Regions from separate parts of the Homo sapiens genome. Here region 2 is linked to region 1. Evidence: chromatin loops called from intact Hi-C (ENCODE). Cell type or tissue: IMR-90. All regions are shown on one strand. Links, peaks and the distances in the headings refer to the core of each region. The heading gives the core; the rest is flanking DNA.

Region 1 (4,407 bases), core at 89-4,088:
GATATCAGAGATCAGATGGCACCCACTTCCCAGGCTTTGGTGCTGTGTACTCTCCTAGGCCTTAGTTCTGGAAAACGATGGGTGGTTACCTCAATTGAATGAGATTTGGTTAGTGCCATCCAGATAGAATGGGGAAGAAAAATATAAATTTTGCTGAGCAACAAAATGAGAAATATTTAGAATATTGTACTACTTGTCAACTTGTGAATTTGTGGACCATAATTGATACCATCTATATATCATTAGTGTTTCTGAAACTATGAAACTAGTTTATGCATCTGGCACAACAAAGAAAACATATTTTGCTCATTTCTACTCCCCCAAAAAAACCAAATAAACAAACCTAGAAATGTAAAAGAGTATCATGCATAAAGTGAATATTCTCGGTCCCTTCTTACCTCATAACTTATACGTGTACACTGGTTCTGCTCCATAGATGTAAGACCTGTGGATGAATATTTTTCACCCTTTTAGGGGCCATTATAGTATCTTCATTTGAGGTTGGAAAACAGAAGAAAATACAATTCTACTTGTACCAGTTTAATTTTCATATTAAGATTTTATACTTATTTTAAACAAACTATGAAACTTACCAAGTTCCCCCATCATGACCTGCCTCAGCAATATGAAAATATTTTTGCAGAACTCTGACCAGAAATATATGGATTTTTTTGTTTTAATGTCACTCATGCAGCTTCAATGATGCATGAAGTTATGAAAATCTCGGGAGGGGGAGAAATCTACTAATGCACAAGTGATGTTAATTCAACAAGGGGCCATTTAATGTTGTTTAATGACTGGAAATTATGTTAAGGTCAAATAAACTGAGGGCCCTGGTTCAAAAGACAGTCGCAAGCAAACTGGAATTATAGTAAGCAAGATAGTTCCTCCCAGCTGCTTAGATTTTCTTTTCCTGGAAGAACTTAATATATCCTTCAATCCCTGAATTGCGGTGGAGTTTGAAAACGAGGAAAGAATAACAGGAGACTATAAATTGATTTGATTTACAGTAATGCAAGTAAAAGATCTTTCATTTCATTTTCCCTTGGAGAAACAATACTTCTATCAGTATAGACATCTATTTTGAAGCAATTCTGCAACTACATGGCCCATAAATTCCTCATAATATATTTCACAATTATTAATAATGATAACTTTAGTCTATGAAATGGAACTTTTGGAAACGGTTGAATCACTGAAGGTGGAGAGATTTCTGCTTTCATTATGGGCTTTATCTTCTGTTATCACTCAAGGCATTAAAATGAAATAAAATTTAAAATTCAGTTTCTTAGTTGCACTAGCCACATTTCAGGAGCTCAGAAGCCACACATGGCCAGAGGTTTTTGTCTGGATAATGCAGAAGTAGAAAATTTCTGTCATCAAAGAAAGTCCTATTGGACAGTACTGCTCCACATCTATGGCAATATATCAGGAGGGGTGAAAATCTGAAATGTTACTGCCACAGTTTTATTCTTTACTGACTACGTAAAACAAAACTTTTCTGTTAAGAGCATGTTTATAGTAACACCATGACTAACATACTACTGATTTTCCAGTTCTGACGAGCTGACTGGCCGACTGAATGAATTTTTACTGATCTTAATGTAGTATGAAAGGAACAACTAAAATAAAATATGGTTTATTCTGCTGATTTGAAGTTAATGAGGGTTTTTTATATGAAAATGTAAATGTTGATTACATATTATTCTTGTCTTAGCATGCAGATACAAACCACAGTTATAAAGAAGAGAACCCAATTCTTCACCAAAATTTTAGTTTCTTTTCTTTTTTTTAGCATTTATTCTGTCTGTACTAAAAAAGAATTTGTGAAGATGCTAGCACAAATATTTATATATACTCAGTGTATTTAAAGTGTCTTCTTATACATTTTGTAATCAAATAATCTGCAATGTTCTGTGTACTCACATAAGGAATTTTGGGGTCCAACGTATTTGAAGTTTTCATATTGAGTCAGTTGAGAGGCCAGTTCATTTTAGAGACTAATCTTTATGTCTGTAATCTCTACTTTTTCCTGTGTTTATAGTTGAAATCCAGTTCTACTGAAAGTTTGTGGAATAATGACTTACACTAAGGAAGTGAGTCAGTGTCTCCAAGAAATAAAAGGATTAAATTCTGAGTATAGTAATGCCCATTGGTTTCTAAGTGTAGAACTGTGTGGTGAGAGAGAGAAAGTCGTTATGGAGGGAGAGAAGAGGGAGAGTTGTTATGGAGGAAGAGAAAGTTGTTATGGAGGAAGCTGTATGAATCCTGGAAGTCCAAATACACTCCTAAATGTATGATGACTTTGAAGATGGGTTAAAAAATAAGATGTACTTTTTTAGTGACATAAGTATCCATACTTAAAATGAGAATAATGTAGATTCTCTACTTATGTAAGTAGAGGCATTCTTATTTATTTGGAAGATTTGTTAAGTCTAGTATCTATTTCTAAATCAGGTTTTTTTTTTTTTTTTGGTATTGGTATTTCTCCTAATGCTATCCCTACCTCCCCTAGCCCCTGACCCCAGATATTTTTAAGAGGAACTCTTTTGTTGTTCATTTGAGTAAGCAGTGAATGCTATTTTCTCTTTACTTTTTAAATTAAATGCATTTTCATCATTTTGAGTTTTTAAAAAAATGTTCAAAATATAGTTAACAGCATATAAATTGGTACCACTCTTTCAGCAATTGCTCTACACATGTGAAAAAGTCAAGCCACGTTTTCCTAAGGTACCCATTCTCTTTCAAAACATTTTTTAATGCCTGCGATTCTCTTTTTCCTAGGGCTGATGGGGTAAAATGAAGATTTGGTGAAAGTGAAATATGGTCAAAGTTTCCTCTCAAACATAGAATTTTATGGCAGTAAAAGAAAAGCAGGAGTCACTATATTTATGCATTTGGCTTCCTGATTTTAAGGGTGAGATGATGTTTCTTAACCTTCAGTAGCAGTTCTCTTTTGCATTGCAGCTGTAATATATGTATTGTAGTTAGCGATTGTTACATTCAAATTCATTTTTAAAAAATTTTCTAGATTGATTATTCAAAAGCCCTGTGAGAAAATTACTCGCCTTATGTTTTCTTTTGAAACATACTTAAAAATCTAGGTTAAAAATATAAACCTCTTAAGAAGAATGAATATGTGGTTATGTAGGATACTTCCTGGAAATTCTTAATGGCCTTTACTAACAAAAAAAAATGCAATACTGAAGCCTCTGCTCCCAGGCTCAGGTGATCTTCCCACCTCAGTCTCCCAAGTAGCTGGGGCTATAGGCGCATGCCACTATGCTGAGCTAATTTTTTTTTTTTTTTGTAGAGGCGGGGGTTTTGCCATGTTGCCTAAATTTGTGAGCTCAAGAGATCTGCCTACCTGGGCTGCCCAAAGTGCTGGGATTATAGACATGAGCCACTGTGCCTAGCCAGTAATCTTAATAAACAGATATTTCATTAATAACTTTTTTCTAAAACAATTTTTATGTGTATTTATTTTAATGATTAAAATGCTATGCCTTAAGCAATACATTTATATAAGATATAGCAGTAAAATTATGCATTTGGAACACTAATCTTAGAAATTGGTGTATTGGTTTAATTACTTTGATTTATTAATGTCTATTTCTGTGCCTGATACTTGAGAATGAAAGGAAGTATATATTCATTGAACATGGTACATAGTACATATTCTGTGTATCAGATACTCTTCCAAGTCGCTTTATGTATGTTATTGCATTTAATTCTCACATAAACTTTACAGTTATTAATCCATTTTACAGACAAAGAAACCAAGAGTTAAAGAGGTTATGATTTGCCCAAGAGTATTCAGTTAAAATATACCAATGGTAAGAGACAAACCCTGAGTTTGTTATTCTAGAGCCTTCACTCCTAACCACTGTATTACCGAGGTCAGTAGTGTCCTCATTATACAAGGAAGAAAAAAGAGACTCACAAAAAACAAGTAACTTGTCCAAAATAGAGTAAATGGTGGAAAAAGTTTTCAACTGAGTCTCTCTAACTTCAAATTTTAGCCCATTTTACTATGCCACACAGGGGTTGACAAATCAGATTGGGGAAAGAAGAGGTTATAGACCATCAGAAGTGCATAAGAAGGGTTCATAGGATAGGCAAAGACCTGCCTGGAGAACCCATGTCTGTTTAACCTTTCAGTGCATAGAAACTTGCCATATGGGCTTAGAAGTCAGCTTGTGTCTATGGGCCCTTTTTCTATAGTGATACTGAGAACACTCTAGAAGCAATGATCATGAATGCTCTTGCATAAGGCGTGTATTTTCACTTCAGTAAGAAAACAGTGAGGCCCAGAAGATTGTTTGCAGGTCAGTAATTGTTGCTTGTGGTGCTTGTTTGGAGTCAATACGGGGCCTGGTCTTCTACTTGCACATGCAGGAGTTTTCA
Region 2 (4,407 bases), core at 320-4,319, 120 kb after region 1:
ATTCTTAGCAGCTTACAACAAACTCTTTCTGACAGTGATGGGTATGAGGAATCTGGGGACGGCTTAGTTGGGTGGTTCTGGCTCAAGGCTTCTCGTGAAGTTGCGGTCATCTCAAGGTTGGACTGGAGTTGCAAGTTTGTCTTCAAGCTCATGTACACGGTTGTTGGCAAGTCTGAGTTCCTCTGGGTTGTTAGGCTGGGGACTTCAGCTCCTGGCGATGAGTTGTCCACCTTTTCAGTGGGCTGCCAACAACGCAGCACTGTGCTTCCCCCAGCTCAAGTGATTTGAGAAAGAGACAAGCAGCACATAAGACAGAAGCAGTCTTTTTATTACTGAAATCTGATGCCATAGCCCATCATTTCTGCCATATTCTGTTCACTAGAAGCAAATCACTATGTGCAGCCCACCCTGGAGAGGAGAGAATCATTGCGGACCATCTTAAAGGCTGCCTAACAATAAGAACCTCCAACATGGCAGACAGCAATGAAACAGGGGGGAGAAGGTATTGTTTCTAGTTGTCTGGAGGGCAATTTGGCAACATATGCAAAACGTTTAACATCTCCTTGGTCCTTGCGGCATAGCAATGTTACCTCTAAGAAATAATGAAGGCCGGGCGCAGTGGCTCACGCCTGTAATCCCAGCACTTTGGGAGGCCGAGGCGGGCGGATCACGAGGTCAGGAGATTGGGACTATCCTGGCTAACACGGTGAAACCCCGTCTCTACTAAAAAATACAAAATATTAGCTGGGCGTGGTGGTGGGCACCCGTAGTCCCAGCTACTCGGGAGGCTGAGGCAGGAGAAAGGCGTGAACCCAGGAGGTGGAGCTTGCAGTGAGCCGAGATCACACTACCGCACTCCAGCCTGGGCGACAGAGCGAGACTCTGTCTCAAAAAAAAAAAAAAGAAAGAAAGAAATAATGAATATAAGGCATGTGTAAAAGATATTACCAGCAGCATAAACTGTAATAGTGAAAATTTAGGGGAAACCTAAACGCCTAGTATGTAAGATAATTAAATAAATTATTGCACATTCCAGGAATACAAAATTTGTAACTGTCAAACATATTTTTGAACAACTTTTAATAACAAGGGCAATTAATTGTAATTGATAGTTTTTGAGGGGATGTATATGTTATATGATGATACATTTTGTAAAACTTAATGCATGCACATATGCATTGAAACCAATTTTGGAAGGATAGAATCCTAAATGTTGACAGTGATTTCTTATGCATGGCAGTGTTGTGGGAACTTTTTGTTTTCATTTCAATCTTTTTCTTTATTTTCTAATTTTCCTATGCTGAGCCTATATTACACAAACAGAAACTATACCCAAGAAAAGAACTATAAAAATACATAAATAATGAATCAATTTTTTAAGAAATCAACAGAAAATGAACTTTGATAGAAATGATGTTGAGACTATCTGCCAAAATATTATATAAAATATAATAATTTTAAAACTGTTATGATTCTTTTTCTATACTCAGTCTGAGAAAGCATGAGCTGAATGGCATTATTGTCCTAAGTATGCAATTATAAATGAAATTTGGGCTAAGGGGAGTGGGAGGTGGTTGCAAGAAAGGATGTCAATAGTCTAACTTTTGTTATTAAAAAATAAATCATTATTTCTTCTTGGATTCCTAAAAAGCAGACAAATCATAGGTTCCTTGGTAGAGGATTACCCTTTTCAGCAGAACATGAATTAAGTGATTTAAGGGGTTGCTTCTGGTCTAAATATAGTGGCTTTGACCAATTTAATTGGAATTCTATGCAGTACTTTTATTTGTAAGAAAGGACGTTAGTTCAGGATATGTGGAGGTTGTTTAAATTCAATCTCTCAAGCCACTCTGAGTGTCTCTCCTTCTGTCAATGGCAGTGCTACACGGGGCCCAAGTGCAGCATGCCTCTTGGTGACTCTCACAGTACTTTCTAAAAGCTCTTTATAATATTTTATTGCTGAGTACCTCCATTTATAAAGGAGGAATTTTGAAATAGAAGATATTTTTAAGACCATCTAATATCATATAAGAATAAGTTGATTCAGATTTGAATTTATTAGCTTCAAGGAACCAAAAACTGAAAAAGGAATAGAAGCAGACGAATACATTCTTTAGCAGGGACTGTGAAAAGCCCCTTAAGAAGTTCCATTATAGCATGCTCTTGTATGATACAAAGTTTAGGTTTCATCTGGCATTCCACAATTGCCCTGTTATGATGGCTTTTAGTAGCTGCCCTACTGTAATGTATCTTTGGAGAGTGTTTATTATATTTTAAAATTTGGATCTGAATCCATCTCCAAACTAAATGCTGACATTCACAAGGGCCTGATTGGCTCTCTCTCAGTCTGGAGAAAGCTCTTATTGTGGTCAACTCAACTGAGCCAACTATTAGCAATGTCAGAACCGTTCTGCAAAGCAGGGCAATACTTAGTTAAAGTGATTCATATTAGCTGAGCATGAGCAAAGAAATCTGAACAGGCTGTTTCAGAGTCCTGGACTGCCAATGAATCCATTGCTTTTGTGAACACAGTGGGAAAAAAAATCAGGGTTCATGCTCCTAAGGCTGTTCAGACTTCTTAGTAAACGTTTCACTGTGTCCCAAGGAGAAGACAGAGTGTTTTAATGTGGGGAATGGAACCTTTTGTGCTGTCTGTTCTGGAGAAAAGAATGTGGTTTCTAAAATATTACTTTTTGAACTTCCTGTACTGTATTTATACAATTCTGTCTCTTTAAAAGGCTAAATTGTGTTATGACTAAACTAGTCACTGATAGACCCAACTTGCTCTGTGAGAGAAGCGTTCTTTAACATATCAGAGCCGTTTCCTTTGTGTGGTGCATTCCTTCCCGAGTCTGTCACTCAGCAAGAGCCGTAGGAGCCATTTGTCCACTGACCAGGCAACACAATTTTTGTTCCACCTGCGAACGTGTTTATGGGTTAGTGGTGAAAAGCTTGGGCATGGAGTGAGACAAAACTGGAATCTAGCCCTGGCTTTGAGTTCACTTCCCTGAGACTCAGTTTCCTCATTGTAACATAAAGAGAATAAGCAATACCTCTTGAGGCAGTTGTGAAGAATAGAGTGTGTGGATAGCATAATGTCTCATAATTGGTAATGGCTCAAAAAATTATAATATGAGATCAGACAGTCAGAATATTTTCTTTCATTTGGAAAATATGCTCAGTTGATTAAAATGCTTCAGTGAATTTTTGAACATTGGCGTATGTTTAAGGCCATCTCCATATATGTTTTGTGAACTCAGAAAAAGATATCAGTGAGAATAGAAAGAACAGATAATGCAATATTTCCCTTTAAAAAACAAAACAAAACAGTAACCCCTAGAACGAAATACATTTTACATTGTGACCTAGTCTGCAATACATATATAGGCCATATGTATAACTGAAATGAAAATTGAAAGAAACCTTTCTTCTATGTGTGAGATACTCTGATACTTTATCTTCTCTTCCCTTCCCTTCTGGTCAGAATCAGCTACGCTGATTTTACACCCACTAATAGTGTATAAAGAACAACTTGAAAAAGATATTGACTCAAATGAGAGTAAATGAATTTATTACACAAATTTGTTTCACATCAGCTATTAAGTCTTATTTTACTTTGATATTTCATAATTTTTAATTCCATTAATGAATGCCTCAGGGAAAGGTGAAAGAAACTAACAATTCATAAGTATACACTGTGTGTCAGATATTACCTATGCTGTTCTACATATATCTCCTCTTTTAACAGTCACAATAATCCTACTGTTACCCCATTTTACAGATAAAGAAATGAAAGTTGAAAGACATAAAGTATCTTACCCAAGAATTCAATCCCATCTATTTTTTATTGTCCCTGAGTACAAGAGGCTAAATAAGCATAAACATCGATAACACTGACATGTCTGTTAGCTTTTACCTCTGGGCTGTTGTACCAAATAGTCATCCCTTTAAACTAAATTATGCATTTTTGACCACTTCAGAATAGAATTTGAGTTTAAATTACAACTCAAAAATAGGTTGGGGAAGATCACATATTAATTCTACAGAATTAATGAAACAGAACTCCCTGTTATGTGACTATTTTATTCTGTGAGTCTAATAGTTTTTTTTAATTTACCCTTAAAATACTTTTAAAAAATACAGTACAGGAACCTATATTCTCTTTTAGTTAAAAATAAACCAAACTTTGATAGTACAGTTATAAACCTAGAAGAATTTTAGTTTGATTCCAGTGTTTGAAAGCATGATCAAACTCCAAGTTTATTTTTTCATAGTTTTTTTTTCTCCTACAGATTCTTCTCCACAATGGATTAACCACAGACATTTGAAGTCATACTGTTTAAATATCTTTGAATTATTTTTGTTTAAAAATGTCAATGGGTACGATAGGAAAAGTACATTTTTTTC

What was found. A loop is a pair of places that touch in the nucleus more often than their neighbours do. Peaks named below come from ENCODE experiments on the same cell type or tissue, not always from the same donor. Only the 100,000 strongest peaks of a DNase experiment are listed, where the experiment ranks them.
Region 2: a loop joins it to region 1, with 2.3 times the contacts of the local background. A loop is called at or near these places in 1 of 110 quality-filtered maps.

Annotation. Positions count from the first base shown.
Region 1 is chr4:173,792,737-173,797,143 of GRCh38, forward strand. No RefSeq gene overlaps it. Among named protein-coding and RNA genes, the nearest start is that of LINC02269, 100 kb to the right of the region's middle. In IMR-90, for the core only: no CTCF peak of the experiment used is centred there; DNase peaks (open chromatin) are centred at 1,535 and 2,085; H3K27ac peaks cover 172 bases.
Region 2 is chr4:173,914,937-173,919,343 of GRCh38, forward strand. All of the region lies in intron 1 of LINC02269 (long intergenic non-protein coding RNA 2269), which reads left to right. Among named protein-coding and RNA genes, the nearest start is that of LINC02269, 20 kb to the left of the region's middle. In IMR-90, for the core only: no CTCF peak of the experiment used is centred there; DNase peaks (open chromatin) are centred at 2,455 and 2,815; H3K27ac peaks cover 481 bases.